Linked DNA regions of Mus musculus: region 2 is linked to region 1. The links are chromatin contacts, found by Hi-C or POLR2A ChIA-PET in ENCODE. All regions are on one chromosome and are shown on one strand. Each heading gives the region's core, a stretch centred on a gene start or an enhancer-like site at or near the end of the contact. The rest is flanking DNA. Distances are from core to core; before and after follow the strand shown. Region 1 holds the start of Ddx43 (DEAD box helicase 43). Region 2 holds the start of Cgas (cyclic GMP-AMP synthase).

Evidence for each region. A loop is a pair of places that touch in the nucleus more often than their neighbours do. ChIA-PET counts read pairs that join two places held with the same protein, here RNA polymerase II (POLR2A).
Region 2: a loop to region 1 is called in a map of left cerebral cortex, with 9 times the contacts of the local background. The contact joins the promoter of Cgas here to the promoter of Ddx43 in region 1. A Hi-C loop is called at or near these places in 2 of 37 maps with a recorded cell type or tissue (both left cerebral cortex). POLR2A ChIA-PET finds 5 or more read pairs at or near these places in 1 of 5 experiments (embryonic stem cell).

The regions. Positions count from the first base shown.
Region 1 is chr9:78,394,392-78,397,091 of GRCm38, forward strand. Ddx43 (DEAD box helicase 43) reads left to right here and starts at 1,386. Exons shown (of 17, transcript NM_001191044.1): 1 at 1,386-1,735. The coding sequence starts at 1,489.
Region 2 is chr9:78,441,900-78,444,599 of GRCm38, forward strand. Cgas (cyclic GMP-AMP synthase) reads right to left here and starts at 1,338. Exons shown (of 5, transcript NM_173386.5): 1 at 565-1,338. The coding sequence starts at 1,179. It also overlaps a transcript of Mto1 not described here.

The sequences.
Region 1 (2,700 bases), core at 136-2,635:
AAAGCAGGAAGCTTGCTGTTACCCCACTTTCTCCCTCTCTTCTCCTCTCCCTCCTAGGAGTCGTCACGATTTCCAATTTACCCAGCAGCTTTCCCCTCATGACGGTGGACAGCACCCCTATCATTTCTCCAGAGCAGTACATCGGTTATAGTAGAAGAGACTAAACTAAGAGGTCATTGCTTAAAATCCAGTTCCCAAAACAGCTCAGTATCTGTGGCGGGAAAGTCTGACCTTCTCAGAGGAGGTAGAATATAATTCTTTCTGCTTCTAGTTTCTGGAAAAGGTTCATTACCCAAATGCTAATACCAGACAAAGGCATTGCAAGAAAGCTGCTAAACAAAACCTCTCATGAACAGCCGGGCCCAACAAACACCCAGCGACGTTAGCACATCAAAACCAGCAGTCACTTCTGAAGGCGGTTATCCACCCACTTCAGGATCAGAGTCTGCATGGACATTTAAGATTTGCTCTACTTCTGGCTTCTCCTGGCTCCCCCGTGTCCACACCCCCATTCTATGCTGTTTGGATTACTTTAAATCCTCAAGCACAGTCAAGACATGTTTTGTGATTGGCTTATTTTTTATTTTGCTCGATGTTTCTGTGTAAGTCCAAGATGCTTTGATAGTTTGGTGTTTTATTCACATTCCCCCAGAGAGTATTGTATCAAGAGATACTGTTGCTACATCTGTGTGTCATGAAATTCATCTATAAGCCCAGCACTTGAGTGCCCACTCCCAGGCAGGAGAATTAAGGCTATCTTCAAAGATATTAGTATACATAGTATTATATAATATAATTTGATGTAATTTATTTAACCCAGGATGGACCCAACCTTCCAGTTTTTCCTCAGTGTCTCCTACAAGACATTCAATGCTAAGATTCTGCGTGTCCTCTGTTTGATGGATGGTTGACCTGTGATCTAGTCTGACAATTCGAGGATCCCAATCCCAGCAAAGGATGCTGGAGCTTAGGCCAGGCCTGGAGGACTGTGTCCAGCTCCAAAATCCTTGCAAAGCTGGGTGTGCTTCAGGCAGTGCTATTTTTTTTTTTTTTTAACTTTAGGTATTGGGGAGTGTAGATAGGGTATCCTGCGCTTAGGCAAGCGCTTTCATCGAGTTATTTTAAGATAGAGCCTGAAAGTAATTGTCACGCAGACCCTCCTGCCCCAGATCTCAAGCCTGTACATTAGCCCGTCATGAACCTGAATTTCGAGGCACGGTTGGGATCGTTTCCGTGGCACGGAGACGCACTGTCCTCAAGCTGATGTTCCCAGCCAGACACTAGCCGGGCAAATAGGGGTCCAGGTGGCCGCTCGGTTGCAAGCGCCGATTGGTCAGGCCAGCCAGGCCCCGCCCCCGAAGCGCGGCGGCCAATGAGCGCGCAGAGGACTGGCGGGCGAGCTCGCGGGCGGCAGCGGAGTTTTTCCGACGCCGCGGCCTGTGCAGCTGAGTCTGGAACGACGTGCGACGCGCGGCTCTCCTCAGAGCCATGTCTAGGCGGGAACCCGCAGCCAACGCTTCCTCCTCGGGCGTTGCTCCCCGGCGAAGCTCGACCGGGTCCCGGGGCGCCGACCGGACAGCGACGGAGGAGACGAACCGGAGAGGCCGGGTCGGTAGCAGGGGTGCGGGCGGCGGCTGGAGAGAGCCCGCCGGGGCCGCCGAGGCTACGGCCGCCGGCCGCCGCGAACCGCCGCTCTGCTTCGGGGTGAAGAACGATGTGGTGGGCGCGGTGATAGGTGAGCGCCGGCGGCGCCCAGGCTCGCTGCATGACGGGGCGGCGGCGTCGGGGCTCCAGCAGCGCGGGGGCGCAGTTCTATGGCGGGCCGGGGCGTGTGTGGGAGAGAACCTCCTGGAAGACTCGCGCGGCATCCGCGGTAAAGGTCTTTCCGGTTTCCCGCAGGGGCCAGCAGCTCAGTGCGGAGGTGCAGCCATCACCCTCTAGGTCGTTTTCACACCTAGTGTGCTTTAGTGTCAGGTCAGAGCCGCAGCTTCGTCTCTGCCAGGAGGTTTAACTTGAGGTGAATGTAACTGCGGAGAGCAGTACGCGGGAGTCTTAGATGCGCAATTTTCAACTTTTCTGAGATGCATTTTACAGTGATGGAGATGTTTCCCTCAGTTGGCTTCAATTCTTAGTTTCAGTTATAGGGCTTTTTGGGGGGTGGGTTGGGGTCCGTGAAGTGAATATATTTAGTTCTAAAAGCCTGCTTTGTGGCATTTAATCGTATGTTTTAAGGCTGGTTACTAGAATAGACAAAGATTCCGTTTGCAGGGTCCAAGCTCCCCCGCCCTCCCCACCCCTCCCAATCTGAACAAGAAGCCCAGTATTTGAACGGGAAGCTCACCAGAGAACCAATAGGTTTGCGACAGATATTAGACCCGCTGCAAGAAGCAGTGAAGTCTAGGCATTGGAATACACACGACTCGTTGGTTGTGCATGCTACTGTGTTTGTTTGTTTGTTTGTTTCTTATTCTGGGTATTGAACCCAGTGCATCCCAAATAATTAGGTGCATCCTGAGCTACATCCCTAGCCTTGCAACCTAGATGGTTTATTCCAGTGTGTGTTAAAATATGACAATCTTTATTTTTTCCTCTACTGTTCATCTTCTCCCACCCCACTTCCTTCTTCCCTCTCTTTTTCTTTCTTTGAACTCAGGATTGAACCCAGAGCTTCATAAGAGTTAAGCCTATCTTTACCCCTAA
Region 2 (2,700 bases), core at 88-2,587, 47 kb after region 1:
CTTAGGACCAGTGAACCTGCCCAAGAGCAGCTTTCTAATAAACCTGCCTTAATATATTTTAATTTGGCTTGAATTGGCTCATTTCACTAGCAGAGAATAGCTATCACCATCATCTTCAGGAACTCAGCCGGGCCTACTCTCCGAAGAGCATTAGAGGTAGGCTTGTAGATGACGTTCGCTCATAGGGGGTGCGACAATGTCAACGGACCCTCACTTGAGTACCCAGCCACCTCTCCCAATTAGTTGTATACAATTCTGCCCTAATTGCAGGCGGTCCCAAAGTCTCAGGGATGGACTAGATTCAATCTAGAGGCTATAGTTGGGGAAGGATTAATAAAGATGACTCCCCTGCGACTACTTTAAGGTCACCTGTCCCATCCCTCCAAAGCAAACTAACTAGCTATCAATATTGCTTGCTGTGAGCTAACTGGATGAATTAAAAAAAAAAAAAAAAGACTGGGGTGTTCCAAGGGAGGGGGGCCCTAAGAGTGTGGGACCCCCAAACAGCTGAGGAGGCAAGTGAGGAGTGGGGCCGGAGCCCCTCCAGCAGGTCTTGACGCTCACCTTCACATGTTCATAGTAGCTGCCAGTGTTCAGCTGCTCCACACCTTTGAACTCCGACTCCCGTTTCTGCATTCTGCGCAGCAGGCGTTCCACAACTTTATTCACCGTCTCGGCCGCCTCCGAGATATCTTTGCGTTTCAATCTCAATTTGTCCAGCACCTTCTTTAGCTTGTCCGGTTCCTTCCTGGACCCTCGCGGCGCTCTGGGCTGCCCGGTGGAGCGCGCGCCCCTTCTGTGGCTAGGTCCCCTTACGACTTTCCGCGCCTCGGGATCCGCGGGCGGCTGGGGCTCCCGTACGGCGGGCAGCTCCGGATCCAGGATGGCCTGCTGCTGGGGCACCCGGACGGCAGGCCGCGCGGTGGCTCCTGCCGCGTCCATGGCCGAGGGCTGTGCATCTTTGGTGAGCTCAGTGGCCCTTGCTGGATGCACTCGGGGCCCTGGGGCACGTGGCTTCTCCGTGGTGTCCCCGTCACGCTCCGCCCGCCGCGATCGAGCCCCCCTTTGCGGGCCGCAGCTTTCCGCGTGGGCCCTGGTCCTGCTGGGCTGCGTCGGGGCGCGCTTCGCGGACGGCTTCTTAGCGCGTGGCGCCGTCGTCCTTCTACGCGGATCTTCCATATCTGCCGCTCTTCGGTCCGGGAAAGAATAAATCGACTTCGAAGAAAGGCCGCGAAAAGGGGAACTCTCAGTGGCCGCTGGAAATGAAACTTAAATATATGGCGGGAACGTAGCCGGTCAGTATCCGCCGCGAGCAGGCGCAGGAGCACGCGTGAAGTCAGCGCCAGGAAGAGGCGGTCCAAGAGATGCGAACTTTTTCACCAGTGGGGACCAGCAGAGCCACTAGCTGGGGAACCACCCACTGAGCCACTGGCCGGGAAACCTCTCCTTTACCGCACAGACGCGGAAACCACTGACAGCTCAGATGGCTAGATTTGCCGCCTACCACCAAGATGTGTTTCAGGACACTACTGTCTCTCGTACATTTGTAGTTGATAAACAACTTTTTTATGTAAACTTTTTTGTTGTTTTTTGTTTTTTTTGTTTTTCGAGACAGGGTTTCTCTGTGTAGCCCTGGCTGTCCTGGGACTCACTGTAAACCAGGCTGGCGTCGAACTCAGAAATCCGCCTGCCTCTGCCTCCCAAGTGCTGGGATTAAAGGCGTGCGTCACCTCGCCCGGTTTATGTAAACTTTAAATCAAAATTTACTGTTCTTGTTAATGAGAAATAGAAACTCACTGAACCTTTTCAAGTTAGATTTAACTGCTTGGAATTAGTATTTCAACTTATCTTTCTAAAAAGCACACCGACTCTTAAAGAACATATTCAAAGTGCCTGTGTGAGTTTCATGAGCAGCACGGTGTAAGCCATCCTGATTTGGCTGCTGAGATTCCGTAGTCCTTTAATGCAGACTTTCAGAAAGCGATTTCTAAAGTCGGTCTCGTCAACAGTGGCTGCTTCTTTTAAAGTTGTTCTTGGCGGAACTCATTTTGCCTTCCACTGTGCTAACAAAAACAAAAACCTGTCTTCTGAAGATTTACATGGCTCAGAACAACACTTAGTTTTCAACTAACATCAGAATGTTATAATAATAACATTACTATATTCCACACCTTATTATGCAATCCTGTGTGTCCCTTAAAATAAAGCTCAAAAATTGCTGCTCTGTGTAACTTTTTGTAAAGTGTGTGTGTGTGTGTGTGAGTGTGTGTGTGTGTGTGTGTGTGTGTGTGTGTGCGCGCGCGCACGCGCGCGCGTGTGTATGTACCATATATTATGAGATACATGTAGCCTGAATAAAAAGACACCGATCAGTGTGCTGCCATCCTATTGACCCTGCAACTCTCTTCCCTCCTTCCTGTCAATGCCTGTACATGAGTTTTCAAAATGGGAACTTGTCTAACAAGCATTCGCTTTTGAATGGCAAGTAGACACACCTGGGAATGGAAACGCTGCCTACTTTGCAGAAATACACTTGAGCAGGAGACCTCTCTGTGAGGTCTTGCCAGTAGAGTGGCATTCTCCATTATTAGTCTCAGCACTAGGGAAGCAGAGGCAGTAAGCTGGAGATCTACAGAGCTAGTTCTAAAACAGTCAGGGCTATACATCGAAACCCTATCTGGAGGAAAAGAAGAAGAGAAG